Regions from separate parts of the Homo sapiens genome. Here region 2 is linked to region 1. The links are chromatin loops, found by intact Hi-C in ENCODE. Cell type or tissue: chondrocyte. All regions are shown on one strand.

The links. Hi-C counts contacts between places; a loop is a spot of excess contacts. Peaks named below come from ENCODE experiments on the same cell type or tissue, not always from the same donor. Only the 100,000 strongest peaks of a DNase experiment are listed, where the experiment ranks them.
Region 2: a loop joins it to region 1, with 4 times the contacts of the local background. A loop is called at or near these places in 4 of 110 quality-filtered maps.

What each region holds. Positions count from the first base shown.
Region 1 is chr1:65,788,603-65,796,602 of GRCh38, reverse strand. It overlaps PDE4B (phosphodiesterase 4B), which reads right to left and starts at 3,708. Exons shown (of 17, transcript NM_002600.4): 1 at 3,355-3,708. In chondrocyte, no CTCF peak of the experiment used is centred here; a DNase peak (open chromatin) is centred at 3,102.
Region 2 is chr1:65,838,952-65,846,951 of GRCh38, reverse strand. The region is part of intron 1 of PDE4B (phosphodiesterase 4B); the gene reads right to left. Among named protein-coding and RNA genes, the nearest start is that of PDE4B, 50 kb to the right of the region's middle. RefSeq lists a silencer at 5,628-5,894. In chondrocyte, no CTCF peak of the experiment used is centred here; no DNase peak of the experiment used is centred here.

The DNA.
Region 1 (8,000 bases):
TAGAATGTCTCAGCAAATAAGCATAAGCTGCAAAAAGAACCAAATGGAAATTATTGAGTTGAAAAATATAGTAATCAAAATAAAATACTAGATGGGCTCTGTAGTAGAGAAGACAGAGGACAGAATCAGCGAACTTGAAAACAGACCAATGAATGTTTTCTATTTGAACAAAGAGAAAATACCAGAAAAAAAAATGATGAACCAAGCCTCGGGGTCTTGTAGGACAACAACAAAAGATCCAACTTTCATATCATCAGAGTCACAGAAGCAGATAAGAAAGAGAGTGGGGCTGAAACACTTTTGTGTTTGAAGAAATAATGCCTAAGAATCTCCCAACTTGGTGAAAGACAAACCTACATTTTAAAAACTTCATCAAATCCCAAACAGAGCAAACCAAAAGAAATTCATGCCAAAACACATCATAATCAAACTTCCAAAAAATGAAGATATAGAAAATATTCTTGAAACTCTCCAGAGAGAAATGACGCATTGTGTATAAGGGAACGTCAATTCAAACAACAACAAATTTCTCATTGAAACCAGGGAGGCCTGAAATGAAGTGACATAACATTTTTCAAGTGCTGGAAGAAAAAGAAACTGTCAACTATAAATTCCTTCCACATATGCATCTTCTATATCATATTTGATGGTTGAAACACCACATTTCAAAAGACCAATGGATTAAAACTGGCAAAATGAATGTATGGGGTAAGAACATAGTCACAGGTGGGTTTCCCTGGCAAGCTAATTCTGAAATGAAGTTCAAAGCCCTATTTTCTTGGGAACCGCCTTGTTATCCACACCTGAGGAAGGATGGGGAAGGAAACAGAAAGGACCAAAGAGAGAAGTAGAGCTGCAATGCAAGCCCTCAGGGAGCTCCAGAGCTAGAAAGATCCTTCAGAGTTTTCCAGAGTTGTGCTGCAATGGCCCAACCTTTATACTCCCACATGGATCAGCCATTGGATGTGAGCTGCGCTGGAAAGGGGTGTGACCTTGGACAAGGGAGCTTTCTACAGCTCAGGCAATCCCTGAAGAGTCTGACTATTGAAGGCCATCTGTTGACCACACTCCCAGAAGCTGGGGCAACAAGTCCCTCCTTGAAGAACGATTTGGCACATCACAGTGTCCACTGTATTACCACATGGTGGCTACAATAGCCAGTGCCTGAAGGAACTCATTTGTTTTGTGGTCAGCAACATCCTAAACCTTGTCCAAACTATGCTGTTTGAAGGTTTTTGGAAATAGAAATGGGTGAAATTGTATGACATGATAATAAATTACTAACCACCAAATCTTTCTAACTGAAGACCTCTTCATATACCTCTTGCTCCTTAGCCAAATTAAGTCAAGTAAGATATTAGGAGTAACCTAGAACTCTTTATTTCTTCACAATTTTAAATATTGCATTTGTAAACCAAAATGGAATTATTATTTCTGTGTCCAGTATCTTTATCAAACAAGCCTTTATTTGTACATACACAGTAACTATTACTGTTAAATACTTAAATACCTGTCTCTAGACAGGCAAAGGACTCCAAGATCAGAAAACCATGTATGATTGATTTCTTATTCCTCAAATCAAAAAACAGTCCTATTTTGAAAGCAAACAGTATGTCTAACAGGTTACTCTCTAGAGAAATTTAAGACAATTCATTTTTGCAAAATATGTCAAGCCATAAAGAAACTGAAAAGCAAATCAGCTGATAAAAATACAAGTAGACACACTGCAACATTGTTTAGCTCCCAACTGTAACAAGAAAAATAGAAAGATGATAGATATATAGATAAACAGCCTCAATGCATCGATCATGCCATCTCATAAATTCCAGTCCATTTAACAATCTTACTTATTTTTTGTAAATTAACAAAATTGGCACGTTGTTGTTTAGAAAATGAAAAAGAATAGAAACAGCCAGCAAACATATTACAGTCAAGTCCTACAAGTATTGATTTGAAGAGCTGAAGAGACCAATGCTATATTTATTGACATTAAGGGGATTTCTCTCTTGGGATACCAAGAAATGAGGTATCCTGAGAGAGAAGAAGCTCAACTTCCTTTACCTGCAGTGAAATCATTGGCCTTATCTATCTTCTTGTGAATTCATGTACAGATAAATTCTAGACCCCTACCTACACTTCAGGTTGTAGGTAAAAACACTGAAATCTCCAAATTTGTTTCGTTTTTATGAATATAATTGGTATAATAACAGCTTTTGGCAAAAGGAAACGGAGGGGGAGTATGATCTACTAATAAAAATAGTATCTGGACATTTATTACTTTTTTTATGCTTAATGTGCCTTTCATTCTTATAACTTAGCCAAGAGTTTTCCAGCAGCTGGAAATCTTTGAAATTAAACGATGCATGTGATTCAAAGAACAGTTATATCTCAGATCTAAGATGCAGAATGCATAGAGTTACCATTTCTGTTCAGTGGCATCATATAATTATGATGTAAACCTAATGTAAGTACAATGTAATTTTAGGTGACCGTCTCAAAGTCTTGCTAAAAATTATCCCAGGCACGTGTGTGACACACACAGACACACACACACACATATATAACTACTGTAATTAAGAGCGATTCTTCTGTGCGCTCCTCCTTATACACGCTTTAAAGCTGTTGGCCATAGTGGGTTCCGATTTGTGTTTGAAGTACCGCACAAGGAAGGTGGCCTGTGAAAAACGGGAAGGAAGGAGGCAAAACAGGAAGATGGAAGAAGAGAGTAGGCATGAAGGAAAGTGACAGGAGAAAGGAGGAGAGCCTCTTCCTTCCCCAACACACTCTTGTAGCTAGAAAGGTCCAAGCCCCCTCACCAAACACCAGACAAATCTTCCCAAAAGTTCCTGGCAGAGCCTTGGTGATGCCGAGGCTTGAGTGCGCCCCTCCTTGGTGCCCCAGCCACCAGGGCACGCAGGAGCATCCTGGAGCCTCAGCCCAGCAAACTCTTGGGTAGTTCAGGTTCCCTTCCGCGCCCGCTGCCTGCAGTCAATCACTGGGCACCGCGCGCCCATCCGTCACCTACTCCAGGGCTTCCAAGCCCTGAATCCTTCTGCCTCTCTCCATTCTCCCTTAGCCTCTCTCCATCCTCTCCTCCCCAGTGACTTGTCAAGAGGTCCAAGGGCGGAAGCCGAAGCAGAGAAGATGAGGGCGAAAGGCTAGGGGCCGGTTGGCGGATTTCCTACAAGGGGCGACAATGACGCCGTCAAGACGACCATCCAGGCCCGGCGGCCCCATTCCCTCTTTGCCCCACATCAGCCCCACAGCACCCTACACTCTCCATTGAGGCTTCAGTGTGTGATGAAGTAAGAGAATGAGGAAAAATAAACCCGCAGCCTCCTAGGCAGCCCTTACCTCAGGCTGCCCTCGCAGAAGCCGCCCTCCTCCTGCCCGAGGCGCCTCTGCTGCACCGCCGCGGCCGCAGCGCTCTGGACGCCGGGGCTCCGCCCGGCGCGGGTAGACCATGCGCTGCGAGTGAGCCTTCCGCGCTCCCGGGGGTGGGGGACGAAAGTCTGCCCGGAGGGCGCTCGCGTGCAGCCCGGCCCGCGACGAAGAGCCTGCAGCCGCTGAGGCGAGGCCAGGAGCCCCGGGAAGGGGCGCGCGGGCCGGGGGCGCGCGCGCGGACGGGCCAGCGGGCTAGCCTGGGGAACCCGCGCCAGGGAGACACAGGCGCTGGCGACGCGCCCCTCAGCTCTTCTCTCGTCCTCTGGCCCTTTAAACCCCCTCTCCCTACTGTCCACCCCCGCCCCCCGGAAGAGAGACAGCTCGCCGGTGCCACTTGGTCTGCCGCGCTGCGCTCCTCAGCCGGGTGCGGGGAATAACAATGTGACCGTATCGCACGGACGAGATGCTGTGTAGTAGGTTGTAACTGCTGAGGCCACCACCTGTCAATTCTAGGGTGCAAAGCACGCCGTCCCCAGTCGTCTGGCCTCTCCCTGATTGCCCTCCCAGGTTATTTTTTCCCCCACCTACCTCACAGACCTCCTGCAATATTCCGCGGGCACGGTACCAGGGGAGTTTTGCAAAATAACCCTCTCTCCCAGCCGGGAGCTCACTGCATCTCCCTTACCACCAGAGCTGAAGGATTACGCACAGCCCTGCGTGCCTATCCAAAGCCAGAGACCGAAAATCCTGGTTTGAACCCCACACTCGCCGGCCCCCCAGCCCCCATTCATAATCCCAGCGGCCGTCTGCCACTACACACCCTCCCCCGGCCGCCCGCGCTCTTTCCCATTCGCCGTCCCTGGAACGTGTCAGTCACTCGCTGTGCATCTGCCATGAATACAAGACGAAGAGCTCTGCAGCTACTGGCTGCACAAAGAGGGACTGGGGCGCAGGGGACGCAGACCCCCGGGTTGGGGGAGGCGAGAGAGCCAGCGGGGCACATTACGTGGAAGGAGCCAGTGGGACCGTGGGAGTCCTCTGGTCTCCTGTTGCACAAAGGAGCGCCAGAGTGAATACGCGCAGTGCTCCTGAACCAACAGGTCAGATCACCTCCCAAGAGGTGCTCCACCAAGACACCCCTGAAGGTGAGTCCCACAACTTGGGAATTCGTGTGATGGAGCAACAGGCACTCAGTAACCTGACTGAGCCTGCTTTAAAAATGCAACAGGATGGAGAGAGAGCGAGAGCGAGAGCGAGAGAGAGAGAGAGAGAGAGAGAGAGAGAGTGTGTGTGTGTGTGTGTGTAGAGTGGGAGAGGTATGCTGGAAAGCACAAGTTTCCTTTTCCCCGGTTGTCCAGCCCTTTCAGTCAGAGAAAAAAAGAAGGAAGCTGGCAAGGAAAAGAGGAGGAAGATAGGCATGAAGTAACTTTGCCTATCCAACTACTACAGTAGCTAGAGACCAAAATGACTTTAATAGACAACATTCGCCTGTTTCTCGATTTATTCCAATAAACATCATGCACACCTACTGTGCACTGAGCACTTTGCAGAAGCTAAGGATGCAGAGTCGATTAGGACATAGTCTCTGCACCCAAGGAGCTCACTGCCTAATAGGAGAACCAACTATGAAAGCCCGAGACAAACAACACAAGTATTTCACAACAGAAGCACATGCCAATTGCATAAGTGGAAGCAATTTTTTCTATGTAAGAGAAGGAACAGGTCAGGGAATTTAAATCCCATCTGAACTGTGTATTAAAGGACAAATAGGGACCTCCCAAAGAAGGGCAATAACCTAATAACCTACTATTCACCCATTCACCCAAAATAGCTTTACATGCCTGTACATTGAAAGGCATGTCTAAGAGCTTATCAGTGTAGGAACTTAATGAACTTTCCCCTTCATGGTTTTGGAGGAAACATATTCAAACACTAGCGTTTGGAGTATAAAACACCTATTTCCCCACATCTGAGATGCTACCAAGTGTTCGCTGGTTATTCTGCCTTTTTGGACCTGTTGCTTACACTATACCATCTACCTCATCCATAACCTTGAAATTGAGCCCAAAGCCAAAATTAATAATAGTGAGGCAATAAGCACCTGAAAGGAAGCCAACAAAATCCGCAATGTAGTCATTGTTCTCACAGTTTTCATCTGTAAAATGATGATAATGGAATCTCTTTTTCTGAACTACAGTTAGGATTAGTTAGATGTATTAAATATAAGGCAACCATTGCCTAAAGAGAGTGTAAGGAATCTAAATTGTAGTTCAATCTAGGGGAAAAAAAGAACCAATTTGAGCATCATGCTGCCCCTTTTTGAATATGAGAAATTTGAAAGGTATTAATAATTACTAAGCCTCCCAAGGTTATTACATCATCTTCAGAAAAATGTGTCCAAAGAGTTCTTACTGCAAAAAGAATTATATACGGATTCCAGTAGAAAATGATGTCAGCTTTTTAAGCATCTTTCTCATCTCTTTCTAAAAATTACATAAACTAACAAAGAGAATGGAAAAAAACTGTCAAACACCATTTTCAACAAATTTATATAGATTTTACCTACAAACCCCAAAGCGCTTCTAAAGGTTACCAAAAGCAGCTGAGTTTGGGCAGAAGTCATATGGAAAAGGCCCAGGGAGAGGCAATGGGAACCAGCACTAGAAGTATCAGAAAGTGCCAGCAAAAGTATGTTTTCTGGGAAATGAGAGGTGTGTCGTAAAATGCAAAGCTGTCTCTCAAAAACTGGAGCAGAAGCAGAAGGAAGAAGGCAAAAGAGATACATACATACAGATGACAAAAGGAGAACAGGGAGTTCCCAGAAACATGGTAGGAGCAGATCTCAGGGTCAGCAAAACTTTAGTGCTTGAAGATGGTCAAATCACTATGAAATGTAAAAGTCCTGTTCCTTCTTTTTAAGAACTGGGGAGCAGAGAACTACTGGAAAAGGATCTTCTGGACATAATTCCCTTCAGAGTCTCAGAGGAAGTGAGTATACAAAGATGCCATAACTACTAAAAGCAGTCTGTTTGTGAGGCAACAGTAAAAGTGAATCCATAATCTATTGCTGCATAACAAGCCACCCGAAACAATGGTTTAAAAAGCTACCAGTGATTTGCCTACAATTTAGTGAGATGGAAAATTGGGATGGGCTCAGCTGTGTGGGCTCAATGGCTAATCTCTGCCCCATGCGGTATCAGCAGGTCTTACTCACAAATCTGGGCCTCTGGAAGGGATGGCTTGGACACCTAGGGCCTTTTCCCAGGAAGCTAGTCAGGCTTTTTCACATGGAGGTAGACATGTTCCCAGTAGCAAGAGAAATGGCAGCCTAGTGTTCATGCTGTAGTGTTCACACACTTTCAAGTTTCAAGCTTCTGTATGTGTTGTGTTTGTTAATGTCCCGTTGGCTAAAGCAAGTCATGTAGCTAAGTCCAGAGTCAATGTGGGAGTATTTTATGGGCATGGGTAGAGGGAGGTGTCAATTATTGGGGATCATTAAGTGGGAGCTATTTGTTTTGAGAACAGGAAAGCCACTTTGCAACCTCCACTTCAGGAACTTTCTCTAAGGAATTTGACCAGAAAAATAATTCATTCAATAGTGAGCAGTGATAAAGAAGAAACTGGCATAACACAGATACAGACATACTATTTTTAAAATTCAGAAAATTAGCATCAAAACTTTTTAATAGATGAGAGGAAAAAGTGTTGTCACAGAGACAATTAAAATTGTGACTATAAATTTCGAAATGCAAGAAAAAAACTAATAATACTTTAGCATAGTATTTACTGTTGCCAGGCAATATTCTTACCACTTTGTAGAGATATGAACTCAACTGATTCTCAACACAACTCTGTAAATTAGATATTGTTATTATTATTACCATTATATAGATTTAAAGACCTAAGGGACAAGTTAAGTAACACTCAAGATCACACAGTTAGAGGAAGACCCCGTATTTAAACACAGTTAATCTTGTTCTAGAGTCTTTGCTCTTATTCATAAGCAGCATAGTTTCTCTAAATTAAGCATATTTGTTGATATGTTAAGAAATAAACATCATCTATTAAGGAAAACCAAAAGGCACAAATGAAGAAACTCAAGAGAGAGATGAGGAGGATGAAATTAGTTGATTTTTTTAGCAGAAAGAAGAAGAAAAGCAAACCATGACAGAAATGAAGACAATATTGGAAGAAATACAAAAAAGGACTAAGTATTGCAGATAAGTAAGACATAGCAAATAAAAGTATTTGTGTGAAACTGATAATGATAGATGAAATACAACACACATATAATTGGAGTCTCTAAAGAAGAATGGGTGCAGCACACCAGCATGGCACATGTATACATATGTAACTAACCTGCACATGTTGCACATGTACCCTAAAACTTAAAGTATAATAATAATTTTAAAACAAAAAAAAAATCACCCAGAAAAAAAAAGAAGAAAACCTTATCAGTGGAACAGAGCAAATGTTTAAGCAAAATTTTTAAAAAACTTTCTTGAAACTGATAAAAAAAAGACTTCAATCTACATGTTCAAAATAAATACCATGTAGTAGAAAAAAATGATTCATGATGGTTGAACAAAGAAATATACTAACAAATTATTGAGTTT
Region 2 (8,000 bases), 50 kb before region 1:
ACCAGGAAAGAGTTGTTTACCATACACAAAGAATGTACTGTTTTTCCCTGTAACTCTAAGTAAAGGTTATCATGGATTGGTATGTCTTATTAAGTTTATCTGCCAAAAGCTGAGAAATTGCTAGTAATACAAATTTATGATAAAAACACTCCATTTGTGCCAGATAACTGAAATGAAAACTATTCCTCTCTATAACTATAAATGAAGTAACTCTAACTAACACTAGATACACAGCTAGAATTCTAGAGCTTTCAGAATCACTTGCTACTACTCCAGAAAGCTTTGGAAATACAATGTAGGCAACAATATCCAAACTTGTAAGAATTTGCCCCTCTGTTTCATTCACAGCTACATTCTTAGCATCTTAGCTTCTTAACCCTTCATAAATTAAATTAACTCAAAGCTCATCAACCTAGCATTCAAGGCCATTAAAAATATGTCAGAAATTGTTCTTACTGAAACTTGATTTTTATTACCTCCTATGCCACAACCAAACTGACCTATTTCTTTGTCTCCAAACATGTTCTACGATTTCTCAACTGTGTTCATTTTTGCCTCTCTGAATTCCACAACCTTGCCCTATGTTTATCTATTAAAATATACTTTATTCTATACTTAACCCAGTCTAGTGAAGTTTGTTGTCAGCCCCCAAAGGGGTTGGGAAATGCAGAGCTCATGGACAGAAACCACACCCTCCTCTCTCTGTGCTTTCTCCTCACTGGAATTAAGGGAGAGTGGCTCCTAGAGACCCATTGATAGAGACTGGAAGGTCGTGACATCCACCCTGATTGGATGCTTCCTGGGTGGAAACAACCTGTAGGCCTACCTAGTGCTGTCATGGAGTCAAACAAGATTAGTAAGAACTTAGACCATAACACCTGAAGTTTGAAAGATATGTGAACACAGGGATTGGGACCCTCTTCTGAAAAATTGATTTCTGAAGAGGAAAAGCCCACGGAGGAGGCGGCCAGCCAGGCACAGCTTAAAGATACTAAGATACAGTGTGGCTTTGAAGAACAAGATGGTAATTTACTTCCCTATTCTCTAAGCCCCTGCATAGGGACTGGAGAAAAAGTTGGAGGAGTTCTCATGGTTTCCTGTAATGAGACACCCATCCGGAGAAAGGAGATGCAGAACTTAAGAAAAATCTGACTTCCTCAATCTGAAAGAGTCATTAAAGATAAAGGGTGCAGGGGTAAAGCTGACACCCCGAGGACCATGCACAGCACTTAGGTGGATATCGCTCTACATGGACAGAGACCAGAACTGGATGGAATACAGTGACAGCAGGAGCACTGTTCAGCATCATCAATATGAGACCAGCTATACCAAGAGCTCTGCTTCCCTATTCCTTCATTCCGCCCACATTTCCTTAAACCAGAAGAGCTTATTCATCTCAAAGAGTAAAACATTGACGGTATCTCAGAGCCAGACCATATCTCACCCCTACAATAAAGTTAGGGTTACAACTCCAGCCCATGCTGTAGAGAGAGGGAGCTTTGACTCACACGAGACTGAAGTTCTAAACTGGGCTAGACTAAGTCTTAATAACTGAGAAGTGGCTAGGAAGCTATAGAAGCTAGCCAAGATTTTGTTAAAGGATGCTAGAAAATGATCCACAGAGCAGGGCTAAAAATTTAGATTGGAAAAATAAAGGCATTTCATGTTTATATTGCAATGAGTGTATATTTCTCAACAAATTATTTACAATTATTTATAACTGTGGAGAGAAGTACTGCATGTTGTTTAAGCTCACTTCTGAACTGCCAAAGTTATGTTGGATGTTATGTTGTACGCTGGGACATTATCCAGAGAATGAAAAATTGTCTGCAATTCTAATTAAAAGCAATTTATCATGTCATAGAGGCCAGAGTACAGAAATGACAGGTGGAGATGCCCCTTAGACAGATGGGGGTGGGCAGAACTCTTCACTGTAGTTGCAAATTCAGCAGCTGGGACTGTCTAGGCATACAGTTATCACTTCATATGTCAAACTACAACCCACTGAATTGATCCAAACCTCCGCAAAACTACTCCTAAATAGAGCTGCTTTACAAATCATTTACACCTCAGAATTCCTCCATAATTCTGTAATAAAAACAATTGGCCCAGTATCTGCTTATGATTTCTGGAAAGCTGTCCAGCTGGTCACAACCTCTAAGCTTTGAGCCAAGAAGAAGAGAATGCCTAGTATATCCTCCCCACTTCTTTTTATCTCTTTTTTTAGTTGCTGTTCAAGTAATGTGTTTGTGGGGAGAATAAACTACATATTAAAGACAGCAGCCTTTTTGGTTTTGGTCACTAAACAGTCTTGGAACAAAACTCCCTATAATAAAATAAATTACAAGAAACTCAAATTTGTTTTTATTTTGTTTTGTTTACTTTTTTTTGAATTTCAAATCCAACACAAAATAAGGCAGTAAGTTATTTTGGCTACCAAGTAAATAGTAATGAATTAAGCCAGTTTTAGCTGGAAAGCTTCCATTTGTCTAAGAGAACACAACGGTCTGCGAGAGTCCAGCTCTGAGACAACATTTCTTTGGTAATGTTAGATCTATCATCAAGGCGATGCCAAACACTTCCATGCGCACTACTTTTATTCCTCTTCAAAAATGTATTTGTGTTTGGACTGCCTAGCTAAATTGTAGGATACCTGAAATCATAGAAAATACTTTCTTTCTCAATTTTGTTATCCAGTACAGCACCCAGTACAATCATGAATACCTAATAAATACTTTTATTCTGTTGACTTTTGCCATCTGGCCCCCAAGGCCTAAATCCACATTTATGAAGCAATTCAGAAGCGTCAGATGTCAGGCACTTCAGATGTACCAAATATTATGATTATATATTGAAGACATGTGGATAAGAAATGTTTGAGGTAAATACAGTTAGTTTCTCTGAAGGTCAAACAGAAAGTAAAAACCAGGAAAAAAGAAACTGAACTACCTGAAACTTTAAAAACAATCTAATTAAGCCATCCACTCATATAAGCTTTATATGGTAACTTTGTTATGAAGATGTTCTATAATTGTCTTATTTCCACTTATGTCATACTGTGGAAACAGGCGAGTAATATTCAGTTTTACCAAGCAAACATAATGTAGAGATATGCCATTTTTAGAATAATTATATTTAACCAAAAGAAAATGCTAAGTTATAGCTTCTTTTAAAAGTACATCTTTATCCTTAAAATTTTTGGAAGAATAATATGTTTGGATACAAAACTTCTTATTTGCAAATGTAAGATAAAAGCAGACTTAAGGGAAAAAAAACAAATCCTGTCTTTCAACACCTACTGACTTAATTCAACAGACTGATTAAACGCATATATATATACTTAAAAACTTTTATCCTTATTTTTCACATTAAGAAACTCAAGTTTATATACACCAATGAACATTCTTCCATGTCCCATAGGTAGGAAATGAAAAGCTGAAAGTCCAAAATGTATTTTACTTTTTAACTGTTAACAAGAGGTGCTTCTCATAACCACCCATGGCATTTGGTAGTGGGAAATTTTCATGCACTCTCTTAACAGCTGTACCTTGGGGAAGGAAAGGGCAAAGTTTGCCATATAGGTATTGGAGTATCCAGGCTCCAAATGATAAAAACAAATGATGAAAGAGAAGCCAGCAAATGAATCTTTGTAATTCTCTTCTCTAGGGGCCTTCCTAGGAAGTGTAAGTATGTCTCTCGTGTGTTGGAAGCTGGGCCTTCTCAGCCTCACTCTTTCTGGAAACTTCCTGAGTATACCTCCTATATAACCTCTTTTCTTCATAATTCCTCAGTGTACCTCAGGCCTTCAGAATGACTCCAGCTCCTTAGTATGACAGAAAAGGCCCTTTAAGAAATGGTCCCCAATGGTCTACATCTCCAGTCTCATCTTTCTCCTTTCCTTTACCCATATACATCCTACACATTTGATAGTTATCCCCCAAATCCATAAACTTTCAAATGCCAGTGCCTATGCATATGTAACACCCTCTGTCTGGAACTCCTTCCTCCACTTCCCTATCTTCCTGGCATGAGCTCCTATTCATCCTCCTAGACGCCACCCATTCTCTGAGAATGTCAATGTCTCTTCTGTGAAGATTCAGAAGTACCTCTTGTGCTCTGCATGCAACTCTATTACCATGTAACATAGTGATTTGAAAATAAATACACACGCATGTATATGATGACTGTGAGCATTTTTAGGGCACAAACTTATTTTTCTCTGCCTCTATGTTTGTGGGTATTTTGCACTATTCTTGGCATGAAGTGGGTCTTCATGTATTTATCTGTTCAGCAAATATTTACTGAATACATGCCAAGTGCTAAGTACCATCTTAAGCTTGGAATAACAAGTCGGATGAACATTATAGGACTTAAATCCAGTAACAATAAATATCTGCTGAATTAAATATTCCTTGTTACAGTTGGTATAAATATACCTCCTTCCTCAGAAACAGCATGGCAATTTGCAGCTAATCATGATACAATATATGTTGTCCTATGTTTTAGTTGTTTGCATGTTTTATTATACCACTCAATAAGACTTCAAACTACTAAGAGCCAGGGATCACAAAAAGGGGTCACCTTAGAGTGCCGCTTCTGTTCTCCCATGCAACTCTTTCATATATGAATTATAATACTGAATAAAAACACTATAATTATTTGTTTTTGTATTTCCTGCAAAAAAAACCACTTTCTTAATGTTGAGAGACCATACATAGTATTTATTAGTGTTTTTTTGTGTCTGGCAAGTCAATACTCAATAAATATGCCTGGCATGACTGGATTAGCACAACATCTTGAAAATAGTATCTCCCTAATAAATACCCTAGAAATGATCTATTTCGCTTAAAACCCATATAGTCTTAAATATAGCTCCCTCTAATTGTCCATGGTGTAAGATTCACCTCCATGACTACATCGAAGGGAAAGACTAAGTTGATTTAATATTTCTAATTAGATAATGGATTCTTTGAAGAAAGTTATTGGTATATCTTTCACTATTTCCTTTTGTTATTGCCACTCAGAATAGATAATAATTATCAATAAATGTTCATTAGCTGCTTGACGGTTTAATTATTCAATCAGGGTAGAAAACAGACAACAATCCAAAATGGAATTTCTCTTATATAATAACATGTTGATGGTTTGTTGCCTACTTTTAATCTATTGATTAAAATTTTTGTATGTTACACTAAAAACTATTTTTCGAAGTAAAATAAACTCTAGAGATAATTTAGACCAGAGAGATGGCAATATAGGCTTATTTAGAATCTATTGAAGTTTGGATCCTCTCCAAGTAAAAAAACATATTTTCAAACATATTTAAATCATTTTGCATACCATTCTAAGTAATTCAAGGCCTCCCTTGAAGCCTTAGATGACTGCGACTTCTGGTTCATAACCCGTTTTTGGCCCTCATGTTAAAGATGGAGAAATCCCTAGTTTGAGGACAGTAGGCTGCTTCCCCAAGATCACACAGGTACCTTACCCCAGACTCCTCTATACTAAGCATTAACATAACTAGAAATGGCAATGAACTCTAAGTGCAATAATTCCTTCCTTCCTTCCTTTCCTTTCCTTTCCCTTTCTCTCTCTTTCTTTCTTCCTTTTCTTTCTTTCTCTCTCTCTCTTTTTTTCTTTCCTTCTTTGAAGGCAGAGTCTCGCTCTATCACCCAGGCTGGAGTGAATGAAGTGGTGACAATCTTGGCTCACTACAACCTCTGCCTCCTGGGTTAAAGCAAGTCTCATGCCTCAGCCTCCAGAGCAGCTGGGATTACAGGCATGTGCCACCACACCCAGCTAATTTTTTGTATTTTCAGTAGAGATGGGATTTCACCATGTTGCCTAGGCTGGTCTAGAACTCCTGAGCTCAGGCAATCCACCTACCTCAGCCTCCCAAAGTGCTGGGATTACCGGTGTAAACAACCGTGCCTGGCCTCTAAGTACAATGATTTCATTCGAATATTGTTAAATAATTTGCATCCTAGCAAGTTCAAAATACCCTACACCTGTATTCTGTTTCATTTACAAAATTTCTGAGAAGCCCAAAATGACTCAACATAGCGATTCCGAAATTTCAGTTGTTCAGTCTAACAACAAACATTTGATTCAATGCGACAAGGGGATATTGACTGCCTTTTACGAGTTCAGCTCTATGCTAGGTACCAAAAGTACAGAGGTGAAAAATATGCACATAAGGAGCAAAGATAGCCACTTCATCTGACCTTGGACAGAGGAAGTGTGTCTAATTCATCCAGTGCCCAGCACAGGGTCTCGTAGCTAACGATCTGAGACATTTATTTAACCAAAATAACATAAGAGATGGCTCATGCCCTTAAATAGCTCGCATTTTCTGGGAACTTTTTTTACTGTTATTTCTATTTGTCTCGACTGAATCTTCAAACTCTTTTTTGTTTTGTTTAGTATTGTTAATGCTTACAATAATATTAAGAAATGCTAAAGGCAAACAAACTTTTAAAAAGTTATAATAAAATTGTAACTACTCATTAAAAATCAGGATAATTTTTTAGTATCTTAAGAAAATAATTCTTTTTAAATCCAATTTGGTATTATTTTGTACATCAAGCTTAATTAGTATAACTATATGTTTTTCTTTTAAAACTTTTATTATAAATCAGTTATTTTAAAGTGTGCAACATTGAATATGATGTCTTGGTCCAATCTATCTTTCTTTTGAGGAATTTATGTTCATTTGCTTCTATTACAACTTTTTCATACTTCTCACCATTTTATACGTACACACACACACAGACACAAACATATACATATAAAACAGAAGTATTTATTAACTGAGTCTTAAGGATATGGTTAGATGCCACAATATAGTTTTCTATGAAATTCAGCCATCTTTTTTATCCTCATGTGGTGCAATTTACACATACTAACTTCACTTGGCTTATTTTTTTTATATATATTTAAAATCAATGCAAATCAAAACCACAATGAGATACCATCTCATGCCAGTTAGAATTGCAATCATTAAAAAGTCAGGAAACAACAGATGCTGGAGAGGATGTGGAGAAATAGGAACACTTTTACACTGTTGGAGGGAGTGTAAATTAGTTCAACCATTGTGGAAGACAGTGTGGTGATTCCTCAAGGATCTAGAACCAGAAATACCATTTGACCCAGAAATCTCATTACTGGGTATATACCCAAAGGATTATACATCATTCTACTATAAAGACACATGCACACATATATTTATTGTAGCACTGTTCACAATAGCAAAGACTTGGAACCAACTCAAATGCTAATCAATGATAGGCTGGATAAAGAAAATGTGGCACATAGACACATCATATAATACTATGCAGCCATAAAAAAGGATGAGTTCCTGTCCTTTGCAGGGACACGGATGAAACTGGAAACCATCATTCTCAGCAAACTAACACAAGAACAGAGAACCAAACACTGCATGTTCTCACTCATAAGTGGGAGTTGAACAATGAGAACACATGGACACAGGAAGGGGAACATCACACACAGGGGCCTGTCAGGGTGTGGAGGGCAAGGGAAGGGAAGGCATTAGCAGAAATACCTAATGTAGATGATGGGTTTATGGGTGCAGCAAACCACCATGGCACATGTATACCTATCTAAGAAACCTGCATGTTCTGCACATGTATCCCAGAACTTAAAGAAAAAGATAATAGGAGAATACTAAAAAAAAAAAATCATTGGTATTGAATGAAAGTATAAAATAATAAAATAAAATCACAGCAAAACATGCATCTAACAAAAGATCTAATCTTGGAAAGCTGGAGGTAAATAATATAGAGATTTTTATAACTGTTATTTCATAACTTAAGTTTATAGCTTATAGTCTAAGTATTTCCAAATCCTAAAGTATACAGCAAAAATTCGATATCTTACACACCTACTGCACAAGCCACAAGTTACAACTGATTTTCAGCAATAAATTATTTTTCTTAATACAACCTTTTTAAGTTCATCATCCAACACAATGAAATTATACA